Linked DNA regions of Homo sapiens: region 1 is linked to region 2. A link is an interaction called in ENCODE POLR2A ChIA-PET data of the cell type or tissue named here. Cell type or tissue: CD4-positive, alpha-beta T cell. All regions are shown on one strand. Each heading gives the region's core, and the rest is flanking DNA. Links, peaks and the distances in the headings are about the cores only.

Region 1 (7,947 bases), core at 77-5,076, 110 kb after region 2:
CTTGTGGTTAACCAAAACCCCTGGTTTCCCCCCACCCTTTGAATAGTATTGGTTTGTCTCTTATTTTATTGCTACTAACAAAACCTAAATGCAAGAAAATACACACATTTATTCTACTTAAGATTTGTTTTGCTAATTTGGGCTTATTATACCTTTGAAATTTTTTGTTTTAATAAAATCTCGATTGCTATCTAACCTCGACATTGCCTCTGAGCAATATATATTGACTTGCCTTCTCGACATCTTCACCTGGATAAATACTCAAACTCTGTATCATACACACCCTCCCTAGGCATCATAAATTTAATTTGTCCAAATCATCTATCCCTTGAGGAAATCTAATTTTGTATTATTATTATTGTTATTGTAGAGACAGGGTTTCGCTATGTTGCCCAGACTGATCTCAAACTCCTGGGCTCAAGTGATCCTCCCATCTTGGTCTCTTTGGTCTCTCGAAGTGCTGGGATTACTGGCATGAGCCACCGTGCCTAGCTATAAGGAAATTTGATAGGCAAATATTTTCTTAAATTATTTATTGAATAAATGAATGAACTTTTTAAAAAACATATACATATGAAATTTCATTTACTAAATGGTTCCCATGAGGTCTTCAAGTCTCACAGGCTTCTTTTATATGATCAAAACAATCTGTTGATTAGTTGGGGAGTGAAATCAGTCAAAACACACTGGTTTGTTCTGCATGGTGTTAAGTTACCAGGTTGGTGGACTTCTTTCCCCCCTGGGATCTAACAGGCATCTCTGAGCTGTAGGTATAACTAGAATTTCTCTCTTGGGGGAAGGCTCTTTTCAAACAAGCAGTCCAATTCCCCTGTCATTTTGGGCCTTCGTACATGTATTTGTGGGGCCCATATAATCTGCACCTGTAATTTCCCTCCGTGTGTCATGCAAGACCTAAACTCTTAAAGCTTCAGACTGCACTTCTATCACTTATAGGAGAAAGACCATGTGACTCTAGGCCTCAGTTTCCTCATCTGTACAAGGTGAGTCTGACCTCAAGAGCTCCCTCAGACAAGCGCTGAGTACTCGCTGAGCTCTGTCCATGAGCCCAGCATGGGGCAGGGCACAGCAGGGAAGATGGGAAAAGCCACAATCTTTGTCCTGTCGCTGCTTCAGCAGTTAATTTTTTTAGATCATACACCAAGCCTGTCCAAGCTGTGGGCCGCATGTGGCCCAGGACAGCTTTGAATGCAGCCCAAATTTGTAAACTTTCTTAAAATATTATGAGATTTTTTTAAAAGCTCATCAGCTATTGTTAATGTTAGTGTATTTTATGTGTGGCCCAAGACAATTCTTCCAATGTGGCCCAGGGAAGCCAAAAGATCGGACACCCCTGCTGTATATCATAGACCATTTTTGAATGTCTGTTGAAATCTCTCACTGAAGAGAAAAAAAAAAAAAAGCAAAACACATCCCAAATTTTCTGCATGTAGTTCTGAAACCTAATCATAGACCTTCCAGGACCTGATGTAGGAAATCAGTAATGCATTTCAAGATAAAACTATTACATAGGCAGCTGGGTGTGATGGAACATGCCTGTAGTCCCAGCTACTCAGGAGGATGCAGAAAAAATCTTGCAGCACGGCCCTCCGTGATGACAGCCCGAAGTCAATCTCGGGCTGTCACTCTCTAATCCTTCTGGAAAAGTTCAGGCTCTGTGCCCCTGGACTCTTGCTCCCCCACTCCCTGTGTGGCTGGGAACAAGGTTTCTGAAATTCTCATGGGCTTACACAGACACGCCATCCTAGCCCTGTTATTTCCTTGAAGGACAGAGTGTAAATTCATAAAGTAAGGGAAAAAGGAAGGTCCACAGGGAGGAACGAGGCTAACCACAAGAGGTTTTTTGGGAAATGTGAGTGCAGGGTTGAACTTGGAAAAAGCACAGGATGTAGACCTGTCCAGAGAGAGGCTGGCTCCTGCAGCCCCATGCTTGCTTCTCCCTCTGCCAGAGCGCTTTTCAGTTTGTCCTGCCTCTCCGAATCTGCTGAGGTGTCTGCACCACCAGCCTGTGAGCTCCTTGAAGGCAGGAACTGTTTTGTTTTCCCCTTGGTAAAGCCAGTCCCTGTATGCTGTAGACATGAATAATTGTTAAACAAATGACCCTGACTGTGGGAAAAACAGTGCATTTATGATTGTGTGCCCGTGGGAACATTCTACTCACAATCCTCTCCATTTATTCTCAGAAAAAGTGTAACTGCCAAGCAAAAGCATCTGTCACAGATTACCATCAGCCTTCTCTCTCACAACAGCCTGGGATGGGCGAGTCAGGAAACCACAGCTCTGCGGGTGGGCTCCTGTGCAAAGCGAGGCTCAGCCCTGTCTGCTGCCTCTAAAGGTGCATCTCAGCTCTGCCTGGGCCCAGGCCTGCGGAGAAAGACCCGCTCCTCCAGAGGGAGGCCTCTGGGAAGGTACAGGCTGCCCTCTTCTGCTCCTCTGGAGTGTCAGCCTAGGAGCCACACTCCTCCTTCCTGGAAAGCAGGCGGCCAAGGCCTCACTCTCTCTCCCTGGGACTGGCATGGTGGTCCTGCTCAGCCTTAATGCTCAGACTTGGGAGCTCCTTTTGGACAGAACAACTCTTCATACTCTGTCTTGAGGGCCAATTTTTTCTTCCCAGTAGGACTGTGAACCAGCATTTGCCCATAACAGAAGGGTTTCCTAGGAGGTAGGCATTCGGCACTAAAACTGGGATAATCCCGGGCAAACCAGGGTGAGTGAGCTGCCCTGCTGGGAACTCCTTTATCTTTCACCACATAACCATCACAAGGGTGGGCACCTAACAAGCACCCCGCCAGCTGATACGACTGGACTTCACTCCCTACTTCCTGCTGTTCCCCACCCAGCTCGTCTTGTCACTTGCTCTCTCCATTTCCTTACCCTGCCCCACCCCCACCCTGCCGTCACTCTCCAAGCCCCCATTGGAACCTGGCCCCTGGCCCTGAGAATACACTTAAATAAGCCCAGACAAGGTTACTGCCTTTCCACTTCCAGCTCCAATGTGTGCTTTCCGGCTCTCGAGTCACTGGGCCCATTAGTGAGCCAGGCACTGCTATGTCCTCATTCTGAAAACCTCTCCTCCTTAATCCCCAGCCTTCCAATTCTCCTGGCATTCCACTTCGCTCTCTGTGATTCCTGCTCAGCCTCCTTCACAGGTTTCCTTTCTACTTATCTTTTATGTCAAGTGTTTTTAATCCCGGGTCCAGGGAAAGGCTTGAAGAGTCTGAGAAACCTCCAAAATTATCTGCAAAAGTGTGCGTGCATGCTGCTTCTAGAAATGCATTTACCATGTTCTTAAATGGGTTTGCTCTCCAAAACAGATTTTAAAACCAACGTGAACTATGTGGAATTTCTTCTCATTTTACTCTATGCTCATGATCCTCAAAATTGTATGCATGGCCGGGCGCAGTGGCTCACGCCTGTAATCCCAGCACTTTGGGAGGCCAAGGCGGGCGGATCACGAGGTCAGGAGATCGAGACCATCCTGGCTAACCGGTGAAACCCCATCTCTACTAAAAATACAAAAAAAAATTAGCCGGGCATGGTGGCGGGTGCTTGTAGTCCCAGCTACTCCGGAGGCTGAGGCAGGAGAATGGCGTGAACCCGGGAGGCAGAGCTTGCAGTGAGCCGAGATTGCGCCATTGCACTCTAGCCTGGGCGACAGAGCCAGACTCCATCTCAAAAAAACAAAAACAAACAAAAAAACTGTATGCACTGTAAGAGTCAGGTGAGTGTTTATTAAAACACAAATCCCTAGGCCCCCATTTAGGAGATTCTGATGTGGTAAGTCTCAGGCGGGGCGGGGTCTCTACTGTAACACACGTTTGCTGGTTCTAGGCAAATGGTCCATGAAGGAAACTTTGAGGACCATTCGCTTTCACGTCTCCTCATGGGCTCTGTCATCCATGCCAGGGTTTACACGAGCACCAATACACTGATAAATCCCATGTCGATGGCTCTCCAGTCCTGTCCTTTCTTCTAAAATGTGGAGCCATATTTCTAACTGTTGGACATAACTTAGAGACCTCACAATTTAACATGCTTAAGAGAGAAAGTATTCTTTTCACTGTTTCCCATTTCAAGGAATGGAAGCAACACCTACCCAGTCCCCTGAGTCTGAAACCTGAAGGCCATTTCAGATGCTTTTTTGTGCTTCACCCTCCATGGCCCAATGGCCATCTGTTCTATTTCTTAAACATCTTTTGGATCTGGCCCTTTCTCTCCCTCCTTGCTGCCAGTCCCAGCCCTTGTTATTTATTTTAGACCACAGCCTCCTAGCTGTTCCCCCGCCTCTGGTTGAAGTCTCACACCCCCAACCCTTCAATTGCAATGTCACCAGAGAGACCTTCCTCAAAGGCAAACTGACTGAGCCTCTTCCCTCATTGGGAGCTCTGCCACTTACCAGCTATATGACCTCATACAAAACTTCTGTGTTCCCCAGTTTATCTATCTATAGCTTATCCTCCTTTATCTACCCATATCTTTCCTCTTTCCTCATCTTCTTTATAGGGTTGTCTGGAGAATTAAGACTTAACATGTGTAAGCACTTGGAGCAGCACCTGACCCCATGTGGCATGAGGAAGGGAGTCATCGTTATTACGCAATATAATCCCAGCTCTGGGGCAGGCAACTCAGGGGCCTTCACATTGTAGCCCTTGCCAAAGTGTCCACAGCCGACCCAACCCTTGGCTTAGTCTTGTGGAAATGCACACAGGCCCCTAACACTCCACCCCCCGCACTCTGTGGCCTCTGCTGTGGCTCAGGCCACTTCCTCTGCCTGGGATACTTTTCTCAGCCGAGCCGAGCTGACCCAAGCCGACCCACTAATTTGTACTCATCCATAAAGACTTGGAATATCTGTTACCTCTTTTAGAAAATCTTCCCTGAAGCCCCAGGCTGAGTTAGATGGTCCTTCTCTGAGCCTTATTATCCCTATTATCATGGTCCTGTGCCTACCATCACAGCACTTACTGCAGCAATGTCTATGCTAGGTCCCTCTGCACACCACTGAACGCCTCCAGGGCAGGGGCCATTTCTTTTAGGCAGACTTCTCCCTATGTAGAGTGAGGACTTAGGCCACAGTTCTCTTCCTATCTGTTGCCCTCTAGAGGTCCAAGACCACAGTGTAGATGACTCTGCTGGTCCCAGGGAACTTCCCTTCTTGCTCTGCTGGACCTGAGGCTGCCCACAAACGGCCCAGCACATTTCAGCGAGGAAGGACCCGTCTGATCACATAGCCCAACCAGCAGCCTGGTGGTAAAGCCAGGAATGGCAGCGAAAGCATCCCCATGACATTGGGCCAATTAAGATGTCTTTTCTGCTACTCCTCAAGTAATTAGGAAGAGATATTTCTCCTGCCCAAGATGATTTCTTTTTCCTACATCCAGAGGTTTGAATCTTACCTTTTCTCAAAGCTCACATTGTCATTGCTTTCAAAACACACCTATCCACCCATTCCCATTCATTTAATAACTACTAACAGGCATATGGCTCAGCTCTGAAGGAGATTACAATCTATCAAGAAAAACAGATCACTGCAAAATGGGTGTATGAGAATGGGAAGGGAGAACATCAGGCTTTGTAGGAGGAGTTATTGTCTGTAAACCGGAGCTGATAAAAATAGCATGGTCTACTTCTATGGTGATTAACAGGCAAGACATGAGGGTGACCAGTACCATGCTGGGTACATTCCTTACGCTCAGTAGGTATATGTCTCTGCCCCCCAAACCCCACCCCAAGGTGCCACGTGCCTCTGATTACTTTCAAGCCGTCAGGACAGCCACTTCAAACTATCTTCTTCCTGAGACTGTGGGCTTCTGGAGAACAGGCCCATGTCTGAGTTCAGATACCCTTCCTCAGTGAGCCATCGTCCTCAGTGTAGCCTGGTGCCTCTGGCCCGGGCTCTGCAGCTGCCAAGTGTGTTAATAAGGGGTGAGTAGTGAAGGGTCGGGGGCTAGAGAGAAGTGGCCATAAATAAATGTTCCCAAAGCTAGGCAGAAACACAGCCAGACTGAGGCAGTTTGTAAAGTCCTGACTTGTTTACCTTCAACATACAAGCAACAAAAGTGAATCTTAAAAGCTGGGCTGAGAACCATCAGTAAGGAGCCTCCTGGATGGGAGCGGAGCAGCCCACACTGAGGTGCTCACACAGACCTGTCTGGGCACTCCAGTGCAGAGCAGAGCTGGGGTCTACCCACAGAGCCCCAAGACAAGGCCCGGCACACAGGAGGAGACAGGGGCTTTCTCCTTTGCCAAATTCCAGTCTCTCTCTGAAGCACATCACTTGCTAGTTCAGAAGAGCCCCTGCAGCCATGCAGCTTGGCTCTGGTAACATAGGTGACATCTTCACCTGACTTCACACAATGCTCAAACCACCATCACGAGGTCATTATCACATTTATTCCCACTTCTCATTGTGTGGCTCCCCCAAGTCACACAGGGAGTCAAGTCAGAGACACTGCTGGACAGGACCCTGCCTCCTGCCATCTGGAGGCCTCTCCTTCCAGCTCTCGGAGAACTCTCTCACACTATGAACTCCCCTCTGCCCACAGGCAGCCCCACCCTGTCTCCCCTCAGCCTGCCCCAGCCTCGCCATTCTGCTCTTGCCACAGACTTCTTGCCCTCCTTCTTGCCCTCCTCGCCTCCTGTGTGAAACTTCTCCCTTGGCTGCCATGACACCGCATGGCTTGGCTCTTCTCTGGACTGCCCCTTTTCTGACCACTGTCTTTCCCAAGGTGGAGAGGGGCAGACAGAGAGAGAGTACTTTAGAGAAAGTCTGGCTGGCTGGTGCCCACCAGGAAGCAGTGCTGTGCTGGGAAGCAAGGCTGGGTACAGAGAGTTAAGGCCAGCCCTCACCATGGAGTCAGCGCGGGGAAGTGAGAACACTGTGGACAACAGCTCCAGCTCTGCCCCAGGTCTGGCTCTATTGTTTGCCAGCAACAAGACTTCAGGGAGGTAAGTTTACAGCTCTGTAAAACAAGTAGAATCATCTTTTTGCATTTTCTTTTACCTTTGCTGGAGATCAAATAAGGCTGATGAAATAAACAGGAGAGCAGTTTACTAAACATGATTAGCACCCAGCAGATACTATCTTGAAAAAGGACAATGTTGGCTGGAATGAACAGCAAATCCATATGAGGCAAGACTTAGGGTGGAATCTACATGAAACTGCCTTCCGTGTCCACATGGAGAGCTGTCATTATCACCTACTACTCTTTTAACTTCTAACGAGAAAAACAAGGTGGCAGGTTCCTCACTGTGGCCTGGAGAATTGCCTCAGGCCTCACCAAGTGGGAGCAGGCTGTCGGGTCCTGTCTGTGGAATGGCCCAGATCAACTGTGGAGGTCACTGAGGGCCCGCTCCTGAGCCCTGGCTGTTGGGAAATCAGTTTCCGGGCCCTGATTTGCTCCTGTGCTTTCCTCTAGCCTCTACTCACACTGCTCCCCGACCCCCCGCCCCCACCGCCCCCGGGGGTGACTCCCTGAACCCACTGAAGAGAATGCTAATGCACACCCTCGGGCCCCTGCCGCTCCCCTCAGCTGCTTAGCTTTTCTGCAGAACACTTACCATACTTGCCACTGAACTGAGGGGCAAGTGCCTCCATGAGGCAGGTTGTTTGGTTTGGTTTTTAAAGTAGTGTTCATCTCGGTAGCTCTAGTAACTGGGCCCTAGTGGTTTCTCAACAAATATCTTTGAATAACTGCTGGCTTTTATGTTTGCTGAGTTTTGCCAGGTATTGTATTTCTCAGCCTCCACGGATTTTTGTGGTGGGGGTGGCATGACTTACTTGAGATCTGGCCACCTCTGCTTTCTCTTTCTTTCTTCCTGCATTTATTTGAAAAATAAAACAAGGGCCGGGCACAGTGGCTCACACCTGTAATCCCAGCACTTTGGGAGGCCAAGGTGGGAGGACAGCTTGAGCCCAGGAGTTCGAGA
Region 2 (11,220 bases), core at 3,710-8,709:
GGCCAGCAGCATCACTGGGGACCTGCTGGGAATGCAAGCCCTCAGGCCCCACCCCAGAGCTGCTGAGTCAGAGACTCTGGGAGGGGGCCCAGCCATCCCTTTGTCAGGCCCTCCTGGGGATGCCCACTCTCCTCCAAGGATCACCGCCCTAGACCCAACCTGGGCAGCAGAGGGAAGCCAACAGCATGAAAAGGGAAACTCTCCACCATGCCACAAAACCCAGGCCTCTACGCCCAGCTGAAAAGCCATCTCCTGCAAGAATTTCTCTGAAATTCTTCATCGCTTCATCACTGTGGCTTCAGTGTGGTTCCAGATCCGAGTCCATATAGCACATGTGCAGGCAAGTCTCATCAGGGCTTGGGATCTCTAACCCAGCTCTTTATACACTTGGGCCTGTGACTCCCTACAGTCGAGGGCCCTGATGGACAGAGCGTGACAGCAATGAAGACTCCAGTGTTCAGAATGATTCTGAAGTACAGTGAAGAGGAGAGGAAACAAGAGGACAGAGGACAGTTCCTTGGTTCTATTCTCTCTCTCTCTTTTTTTTTTTTTTTTTTTTTTGAAACAGTCTCAGTCACTCTGTTGCCCAGGCTGGAACACAGTGACATGATCATGGCTCACTGCAGCCTCGACCTCCCTGACTCAAGTGATCCTGCCACCTCAGCCTCCTTAGTAGCTGGGACTACAGGTTGTGCCACGACACTCAGCTAATTTTTTATTTTTTGTAGAGACAGGGTCTCACTTTGTTGCCCAGGCTGGTCTCGGACTCCTGAGCTCAAGAAATCCTCCTTCCCAGCCTCTCGAAATGCTGGGAGTGACTACAGACATGAGCAACTGTGCCAGGGCATTTTTATGTTTAATTGAGAAAATACCACTTCCAATACCACTCTTTAATTCTGGACAGTTTTTGTAAACCCCAAAGAGAAATTCGGACTGTTAGTAGTCACTCCTATGCCCCCTTCCATCCAAACCCTGGCAACCACCATCTACTTTATGTTTCTTTCTTTTTTTTTTTTTTTTTTTTGAGACAGAGTTTCACTCTTGTTGCCCAGGCTTGAGTGCAGTGGCACAATCTCGGCTCCCTGCAACCTCTGCCTCCAGGGTTCAAGCGATCCTCCTGCCTCAGCCTCCCAAGTAGCTGGGATTACAGGCATGTGCCACCACGCCCAGCTAATTTTTGTATTTTTAGTAGAGACGGGGTTTCACCATGTTGGCCACGCTGGTCTCCAACTCCTGACCTCAGGTGATCTGCCCACCTCAGCCTCCCAAAGTGCTGGGATTACAGCTGTGAGCCACCACGCCCGGCCTTCTTTCTGTTTCTATGGATATGCCTCATCTGGACATTTCATATATGTGGAATCCTACAATAGGTGGCCTTTTGTAACTGGCTTCTTCAATTTACCATAATAAATTTGTTTTGTTTTTCTAAAAATGTATGTACAAAATCTCCACACCTCTCTTGTCAGTTTCCATATGCTCCTGCAATGTGGTTCCTGCGTAGAGCTGGGCAGTGAGATTATAGGTTTGTGTGTATTTTCCACAAATATGTGCTATATTTGTAATTTTTTCTCTTTTTTCTTTTTTTTTTTTGTGAGACACAGTCTTGCTGTGTTGCCAGACTGGAGTGCAGTGGCACGATCTCGGCTCACTGCAACCTCCACCTCCTGGGTTCAAGCATGTAATCAGTTTTTTAAAGTTTACTTTAAGAAACCCCAAAAACCTTGATTCTCCTGTTGCTGCTGTAACCAGTAAAAAGAAAAAAACAAACTGGCTGGGCACGGTGGCTCACGCCTGTAATCCCAGCACTTTGGGAGGCCAAGGCGGGCAGATCTCTTGAGGCCAGAAGTTTGAGACCAGCCTGGTCAACATGGTGAAACCCCATCTCTACTAAAAATTCAAAAATTAGCTGGGTGTGGTGGCACACACCTGTAATCCCAGCTACCCTGGGGGCTGAGGCAGAAGAATCACTTGAACCTCGGAGGTGGAGTCTTCAGTGAGCTGAGATCACGCCACTGCACTCCACCCTGGGTAACAGAGCGAGACTCCATCTCAAAAACAAACAAGAAAACAAACAAAAAAAGCCTCGATTCTTGTGTATATTATGTTATAATTTACATACAAAGAGGTAGGAGAATACAAACAGATACATTTTTACTTAATAGAGAAAGAAACAGTTTCTAATCCCAGCATTTTGGGAGCCCAAAAGTTTGAGATTGGCCTGGGAAACGTAGTGAGATTCCATCTCTACAAAACACTTTTTAAAAAGAGAAAGAAATAGCAGAAGGGAAAACCGGGATATAAATGAAGTGGCTGCCCAGCGGCCTGTGACTTATGACTGCTGTCTTGGAAGTGGGTCCTGGGGGGTCCATCAGCCTCTTTTTTTTTTTGAGACAGGGTCTCGCTCTGTCGTCCAGGCTGGAGTGCAGTGGTGCAATCATAGCTCACTGCAGCCTTGAATTCCTGGGGCTCAACCAATCCTCCCACCTTAGCCTCTTGAGTAGCCGGACGGCAGTCGTGTTCTACCTCACCCAGCTCATTTTAGAATTGTTTGTAGAAACAGGGTCTCGCCGTGTTGCCCAGGCTGGTCTCGAACTTCTGGATTGAAGCCATCATCCTGCCTTAGCCTCCCAAAGTGCTGGAATTACAGATGGGTGCCACCAGGCCTAGCCTCATCAGACTCTTGATTCTACTTTTGCCTGTGTTTGAAACTGCTCTAGGCCGAGCACGGTGGCTCATGCCTGTAATCCCAGGACTTTGGGAGGCCGAGGCGGGCAGATCATGAGTTCAGGAGTTTGAGACCAGCCTGGCCAACATAGTGAAATGCTGACTCTACTAAAAATACAAAAATTAGCTGGGCATGGTGGCGTGTACCTGTAGTCCCAGCTACTTGGGAGTCTGAGGCAGGAGAATCGCTTGAACCTGGGAGGCAGAGGTTGCGGTGAGCTGAGATCGTACCACTGCACTCCAGCCTGGGCAACAGAGTGAGACTCTGTCTCAAAAATAAATAAATAAATAAATAAATGAAATTAAAAAATAAGAAACTGGGCCAGGCGCGGTGGCTCACGCCTGTAATCCTAGCACTTTGGGAGGCAGAGGCGGGCGGATCACGAGGTCAGGAGATCGAGAACATCCTGGCTAACATGGTGAAACCCCGTCTCTGCTAAAAAAATAAAAAATAATAAAAAATAAAAAGAAACTGCTTGGCCGGGCGTGGTGGCTCACGCCTGTAATCCCAGCACTTTGGGAGGCCGAGATGGGCAGATCACAAGGTCAAGAGATCAAGACCATCCTGGCTAACACAGTGAAACCCCATCTCTACTAAAAATACAAAAAAAGTAGCTGGGCATGGTGGTGGGTGCCTGTAGTCCCAGCCACTCAGGAGGCTGAGGCAGGAGAATGGCGTGAACCTGGGAGGCAGAGTTTGCAGTGAGCCGAGATTGTGTCACTGCACTCCAGCCTGGGCGACAGAGTGAGACTCCATCAAAAAAAAAAAAAAAAAACAAAAAGAAACTGCTCATAACAAAAATTTTATTTTATTTATTTTTTTCAGACAGGGTCTCACTCCATTGCCCAGGCTGGAGTGCAGTGGCATGATCTCGGCTCACTGGAACCTCTGCCTCCTGGGTTCAAGTGATTCTGCCACCTCAGCCTCCCCAGTAGCTCTACTGGCACGTGCCACCACACCCAGCTAATTTTTGTATTTTTTGGTAGAGAGTGGGTTTCACCATGTTGGCCAGGCTGGTATCGAACTCCTGACCTCAAGTGATCTGCCCACCTTGGCCTCCCAAAGTGCTGAGATTATAAGCATGAGCCACTGTGCCTGGCCCAACATTTTTAAAATTTACTTACACAATTCAGCAGATGTTTATGACTGAGCAGCTGCATTGATTGAGTGCCTGCTGGGTGCTGAGCACTGTGCCACGAGCTCCAAGTATCCAGGAGGTCATTTCATCCTCACACTGGCCCAAGGAGAGCATACAGGTTACAGATCAGAGTCTAAGAGGTGGTAGACGAGGCAAGGAAACGTGTAGGTACTTGAAGGCTTTTTTTTTTTCTTTTTTTTGAGATGCAGTCTTGCTCTGTTGCCCAGGCTGGAGTGCAGTGGTATGATCTCGGCTCACTGCAGCCTCTGCTTCCTGGGTTCAAGTGATTCCCTTGCCTCAGCCTCCCAAGTAGCTGGGATTACAGGAGCCTGCCACGATGCCCAGCTAATTTTTTTTTTTTTTTTTAGATGGAGTTTCACTCTTGTTGCCCAGGCTGGAGTGCAATGGCGTGATCTCTGGCTCACCGCAACCTCCGCCTCACCGCAACCTCTGCCTCCCAGGTTCAAGCCATTCTCCTGCCTCAGCCTCCCAAGTAGCTGGGATTACAGGCATGTGCCACCACACCCGGCTAATTTTTTTTGTATTTTTAGTAGAGATGGGGTTTCTCCATGTTGGTCAGGGTGGTCTCGAACTCCCAACCTCAGGTGATCCGCCCGCCTCGGCCTCCCAGAGTGCTGGGATTACAGGCCTGAGCCACTGCGCCCAGCATGCCCAGCTAATTTTTTTTGTATTTTTAGTAGAGACAGGGTTTCACCATGTTGGCCAGGCTCATTTCGAACTCCTGACCTCAAGTGATCCACCCGCCTTGGCCTCCCAAAGTGCTAGGATTACAGGTGTGAGCCTGGCCTATGTGAAGGTTTATTTAAGCCCTCACCTCTCAGTGGTAGGCAGTGATTAGATAATACCTCAATGTGAAAAAATCAGTAACCATTAGTACTGTGTAAACCTGTCACTTCCACATATGGAGGTGAGAACCTGAAGAAACATCTAGAGGAGTACAAAGTGGCTGCCTCTTTGGGGAGGACCCAGGGTGGGCAAAGCAAGGCAAGGGACTGCCTTTTTTCATTGTAAGCCTTGTAGTTCTATTTGTCTGTTAAAAATATGTACGTGTTATTAATTTTATTGAAAAGAAAAGCTAAAGCAAAAAAGAAAAAAGGAAGAAAATGAAGGATCAAAGAGGTGAAGTAATTCGCCCAAGGTAACACAGGATTCAGAACTAAGTGTGTCTGAGTTCATATTTGGGATAGCCACAACCCTGCAGCCTTGCCCAGCCCTTGGCCTGATGCTGGAGTTGGGGTCTATGGGACCAGCCTCCAACCTTGAAGACAGATCACCTTCTGCTATGAAATGTTGCTGAAGTGAGAGCCTGTTGGAGACGTTCACCTGATGAGCCTTGATGAAACAGAAAGGACTTTTCACATGTCTGACCTTGCAGGCTGGTTTGTGGGGATTCAGTGTCCACCAAAGCCCCAGCCCAGTGCCAGCAAATCAGTAGAGTGTTGTCTAAGTCAGCGGCATTGTTTTGCGAGCCCATGGATGAGCTGTTCTCCAAGGTCAGCCACAAATGTGTCAGAATTCAAACCCAGGGCCTGGGGTTGAATTCAGGTCTCAGTAGCTGATGATCCTCAGCACAAATGGTGGGGCCAGTGCTGAGAAGTACATGGAGTCTGGAAAGTAAGGCCTGGTCTTGGCAATGTGGTGGAGGTGGGGCTGGATGGACCCTGGAGAGAGCAGCATGTGAAAGGCCCAGATGCATGGCCTGGGAGCTGACATGGGTCAGTGTAGCTGGAGAATAGAGCACAGGGTGGGAGAACCAGGAGGTTGCAGCCAGAGATGGGCAGAGGTGGAAGCAGGGCTTTGAAGGGCCTTGCAGGTTGCCATTGGCCCTGATGTCAGGGTAGCAGTGAAGGCCTGTGGCCATCACAAATGCCTGTCTATGCTCACCTTTCCCCTCCGCTTGCCTTCCCACCCCCACCCCCACCCCCGCCCCCGCAGGCGCTGACTCTCCCTTCCAGGGCCCTGCCCATCAGTTTTCACCAGCAGAGCTTCAGGCGCAAGGCTGCCTGGTATGAGGGTGCCCTCAGCTCCCCAGGCCTGTCCCCAAACAGTCCAGCTGGGGGACCCAGACAGTCATTCAGCCTCTAGGGGCCTCCACTGACTCCCCAGGAACAAAAGAGCCTTTGTGCCTCCCTCCCAGGGCTGCCATGGGCCTGAACATCAAGTAGCCTCTAAAGTACCTGGCAGGGGGCCTGGTACTCAGATGATGCCCAGGGATGTTACTTCCTAGCTATCGTCCCGCTCCTTGGTTTATATTAACACACAGGTATTAACGTGCCTTCTGTGAGCCACTCCTGCTTACTGGGGAGATACAGAGATGAAAAGTCAGTGGGTGTAGACAAGCAGATGGCAGCCCAGTGTGGGGTGGTCGGTGCCAGTAGGAGGAAGATGCACAGGGTATGAAGAAGCCCCAGAAGGCCCTTAACCCAACCCCAGCCGGGATTGCAAAGAACAGTCGGAGCAAGCGAGGGGGAGAGGAAGGGGGGAAAGGTCGTTCTGAGCAGAGGGCACAGCCTGGGTGAGTCTAGGCCGGCAAGGAGCACGTGGCAGGCCAGGGGGCCTGGCGGGAGGTCTGGCAAAGATTTGTGCCTTTATCCCCAAAAAGCCACTCCGGGGTGTGAAACACCGCCGCTAGGTGGAGAAGGGAGGCGAGAGCAGCGGCTCCAAGGCACCTGGGCGAAAGAGCGGAAGCGGCGCCGCTCAGGTCTCCGGCCCCGCCCTCTGGCCGAGGTGTCAGGCCTGACGCCCCGCCCACAGCTCGCTGAAGGGCTACGGGACGCGCGGGATGGGACTTTGCCTCCCTCGCTGGTTGGCCCGAGCCGAGGACACATGACACAGAGCGGCCAATCCCCGCGCCTCAGGGACCCATGCCCACTATTTCCGAGCCCGGCCCGCCTGATTGTCCCGCGCGGGAGCCGCAGGGAGACTGGTCGGCAGGGGGCGACAAAGGGCAACTTGAGCCGCCGGGACGCGGTTGTGGAGGCCCCAGGGCTGCCGGGCAGTAGCGATTTCCGGGACGGCCGGGCGGCCAAGTTCGGTGACCTTTCTATGGCGTGTGCGGTCGCCGAGGCCGCCCCGCGTCTGACATCCCCGGGGCAGTGGGCTCTCCTCGTGTGGCCTGGCGCGTGATTGCTGGCCCACCCCACTCTGCCAGGCCTCAGTTCCTAGTCTCTGAGGGTCTGGGCTTCTGCAGGGACGTAGGAGTTACAAAATGCCCCCTCCGCCCATGTCCCCCCATTTTTTGAGGTCTTGACCTCTACCTCCCAGAGCTCACGCTGCCTCCTCCAGGAAGCTTGTCCCGGAGCCCTGGGACGAGACTCGAGCCCCACCCCTGACCCCCGTGCTCTCGGGCCCACAAACAGGTCCCTGGGCCTTGACGCATGGCCATCTGGGGACCCCTGTCCCAGAACGCAGAGCCTGGGCAGAGCCCCCTCCCCAGCCATGGCCCCAGGTTCGTTGGGGGTCCTGAGGCTGGTAAAGGCCGCCTTTCGTCAGGCTGAGACCGTGAACTTGGCACGGGCCATCACCACCGACAGCTGACTAGTAGGAGATGCAAAGGGAGAGGACCCTGCCGAGGCCTGAGGTCCCCGTGAGGCGCGGGGGCTGGGGAGCCGAGAAGCCGACCTTGATGGAAGGCCGACCTTGATTAATTAAGGTATCTGGCAGAAGAAATTTATTTCTTTATCTTTTTTTTCTTTTCTTTTTTTTTTTCCCCTGACTTCTCCCACCCCGCCCTGAGCCCATCCGCATCTGGACTTAAGCCCTAGACCACTTCGGAAGTGGGTGGGTGGTGGGGGGAGGGGGGTGGTGATCATTTGCCAAGACATGTACAAAACAAAGTTTCTGGAAACAGGCTCTTCCAGAATTCAGCAGAGCCTGCTGGGAAGGCCACTCACCCCCTCGGGAACAAGGGTTTTGCCAAAAACACTGGACATGGAATTAAGCCTTACCGATTTATCTTGGTGATAGCCTCTCCCAGAGAAGGTCAGCTCTAAAAGGGAAGAAAAGTCTGTCCCCAGTTATAATTCTTTTTTTTCCTTTGAGACAGAGTCTCACTATGTTGCCCAGGCTCTAGTGCAGTGGCGCAGTCTTGGCTCACTGCAAGCTCCGCCTTCCGGGTTCAAGCGATTCTCCTGCCTCAGCCTTCCGAGTAGCTGGCATTACAGGCACCTGCCACCACGTCCAGCTAATTTTTTTGTATTTTTAGTACACACGGGGTTTCACCATGTTGGCCAGGCTGGTCTCAAACTCCTGACCTCAGGTGACCCGTCCACTTCAGCCTCCCAAAGTGCTGGGATTAGAGGCATGAGCCACCGCGCCCGGCCTGTTATCATTTTATTGAGTGTAGTATTTTATATTTTATTCCTTTAGCTAGTCAAGAAAAAAAAAGGAATAAAATATAAATCCAGGAGGCAGAGGTTTTGGTAAGCCGAGGTCGCGCCACCGCACTCCAGCCTGGGCAACAGAACGAGACTCCGTCTCAAAAAAAAAAAGCAAAAAACAAAAAAGACAGCCCGAGCGCGGGGCTCACGCCTGTAATCCCAGCACTTTGGGAGGCTGAGGCGGGTGGATCGCAAGGTCAGGAGATCGAGACCATCCTGGCTAACAGGGTGAAACCCCGTCTCTACTAAAAATACAAGAAATTAGCCGGGCGTGGTGGTGCACGCCTGTAGTCCCCGCTACTCTGGAGGCTGAGGCGGAAGAATCGCTTGAACCTGGGAGGCGGAGGTTGCAGTGAGCCAAGATCGTGCCGCTGCACTTCAGCCTGGGCGACAGAGCGAGACTCCATCTCAAAGAAAAAAAAAAAAAGAATAGACTAATCCATTTGTGGGTTAATAAATTAATGGGTTAGCATGTGAGTAGAACTACATACATGCCTGAGGGCTTGATGGAAGGCCGACCTTGATTAATTAAGGTATCTGGCAGAAGAAATTTATTTCTTTCTCTTTCTTTTCTTTTCTTTTTCTTTTTTTGAGAGAGAGTCTAGCTCTGTTGCCCAGGCTGGAGTGCAGTGGCACAATCTTGGCTCACTGCAACCTCTGCCTCCTGGGCTCAAGTGATCCTCTCACCTCAGCCTCCCAGTAGCTGGGACTACAGGTACATGCCACCATGGCTGGCTAATTTTTTATATTTTTAGTAGAGACGGGGTCTTGCCATGTTGCCCAGGCTGGTATGGAACCCCTGGGCTCAAGTGATCTTCCCACCTTGGCCTCCCAAAGCGCTGGGATTATAGGCTTGAGCCACCTTGCCTGGCCAGAAGAAATTTCTAAGTGTGAAGTGAAATAAAATATAGAGACAAATCTCTAAATTGAAAAAGTTTTATTTGAAAAGCAAGAATGGCAATTTGGGGCATATAAACAGACCAGGTAGTTTTCAGTATGTCTGAAGAACAAAGAGAAGGTTGGAGGTTTTATAAAAAAGAAATATTATGCATTGTTTTAAAAGGAAGTTCATGGCTATTAGTAAAGTTTTGGGGAGCTGACAAGCTCTGGTGAGCAATGATGATGCCGCAGGTAAAACTAGTCTTAGAGTTGCACCAGGTTGTTTCAGTAACAGGTGGGTAAACTGGTGTCATGTTACAGCAGGCAGTTTCAGCAGCCAGGTTTGCAGAGAATGACATTCTTGGAGCAATGTTATGTGACCCCAGTGCTTTTTCCTCCTGGCCTCTCAACTCTGTTTTAGTTGGGTCTGACAACAGTAACCTGGTTGTATGATCAACTTTCACATTAGCAAAACAGAGATGAAGCTGCATGATGACTTATACTAATAATTCTTTTTTTTTTTTTTTGAGACAGAGTTTCGCTCTGTCGCCCATGCTAGAGTGTAGTGGCATGATCTCCGCTCACTGCAAGCTCTGCCTCCTGGGTTCACGCCATTCTCCTGCCTCAGCCTCCCAAGTAGCTGGGACTACAGGTGCCTGCCACCATGCCTGGCTAATTTTTTGTATTTTTAGTAGAGACGGGGTTTCACCGTGTTAGCCAGGATGGTCTCGATCTCCTGACCTCGTGATCTGCCCGCCTCGGCCTCCCAAAGTGCTGGGATTACAGGCATGAGCCACTGCGCCCGGCCCTTTTTTTTTTTTTTTTGAGATGAAGTTTCACTCTTGTCACCCAGGCTGGAGTGCAGTGGCGTGAATTCAGCCAGTGCCACCACACCTGGCTGATTTTTGTATTTTTAGTAGAGATGGGGCCTCACCATGGTGGCCAGGCTGGTCTTGAACTCCTGGGCTCAAGTGATCCACCTGCCTCAGCCTCTCAAAATGCTGGGACTACACGCTGGGACATGGTGCCCAGCCCTGCCTAATTTATTTTAAAAAGGAATTTATTTCTTACAGTTACAGAGGCTGAGAAGTCCCAGGTCGAGGGGCCACATCTGGTGAGGGCCTTCATGTTGGTGGGGGCTCTCTGCAGAGTCCTGAGGCAGTGCAGGGTATCACATGGTGAGGGCTGAGCATGCTAGCCCACTCTCATGATAACCCGTCAATCCAATGGCACACTAAGCCCTCATGACCCAGTCACACCCTAAATGCCCTACCTCTCAATATTGCTACATTGAGAATTAAATTCGAACATGAATTTTTTTTTTTTTTTGAGACAGAGTCTTACTCCATCACTCAGGCTGGAGTGCAGTGGCGAGATCTTGGCTCACTGGAACCTCCGCCTCCCCGGCTCAAGTGGTTCTCCTGCCTCAGGCTCCTGAGTAGCTGGGATTACAGGTGCCCACCACCATGCCCGGTTAATTTTAGTGTTTTTAGTAGAGGTGGGGTTTCACCATGCTCACCAGGCTAGTTTTGAACTTCTGACCTCAAATGATCTGCCCACCTCGGGCTCCTAAAGTGCCGGGATTACAGGCGTGAGCCACCACGCCCGGTCTGAACATGCATTTTGGAGGGGACAAATATTCAAACCATAGCATTCTGCCCCTAAGTTCCCCAAAACTCATGTCCTTCTCACGTACAAATATAGTTATTCCATCCTCGTAGCCCCAGTGCTGTAACTAATTCCAGCACCAACTCAAAAGTCCAAAGTCCAGAGTCTCATCTGTAATCCCATGAAATCAAAGCAAGTTATCTACTTCCCAGATACAATGGTGGCACGGGCATAAGGCGGACACTCCCATTCAAAAGGTAGGAAGAGGCAACATGAAAGGAGGAACAGGCCCCTTGCAGGTCTGCAACCGGGCAGGGCAGACATTAAGGGTTAAAGCTGGAGAATGATCTCTTTGGACTCCATGTCCTGCACCCTGGATACACTAGGGCAGGTTGGGCCCGAGGCCCAGGCAGCCCGACTCCTATGGCTTTGCTGGGGGCACGTCTGGCTGTCTGGGTTGGAGTGCGGTG

What was found. Peaks named below come from ENCODE experiments on the same cell type or tissue, not always from the same donor. Only the 100,000 strongest peaks of a DNase experiment are listed, where the experiment ranks them.
Region 1: POLR2A ChIA-PET joins it to region 2 with 10 read pairs; 8 of 35 experiments call an interaction of 5 or more read pairs at or near these places.

The regions. Positions count from the first base shown.
Region 1 is chr14:100,073,536-100,081,482 of GRCh38, reverse strand. All of the region lies in intron 1 of EVL (Enah/Vasp-like), which reads right to left. Among named protein-coding and RNA genes, the nearest start is that of EVL, 12 kb to the right of the region's middle. In CD4-positive, alpha-beta T cell, for the core only: a CTCF peak has its summit at 2,337; DNase peaks (open chromatin) are centred at 2,292, 2,908 and 4,612; H3K4me3 peaks cover 2,893 bases; H3K27ac peaks cover 4,222 bases.
Region 2 is chr14:100,188,547-100,199,766 of GRCh38, reverse strand. No RefSeq gene overlaps it. Among named protein-coding and RNA genes, the nearest start is that of DEGS2, 35 kb to the right of the region's middle. RefSeq lists silencers at 5,906-5,995, 6,586-6,905. In CD4-positive, alpha-beta T cell, for the core only: CTCF peaks have their summits at 6,617 and 6,817 (motif pointing right); DNase peaks (open chromatin) are centred at 5,996 and 6,666; H3K4me3 peaks cover 1,046 bases; H3K27ac peaks cover 1,100 bases.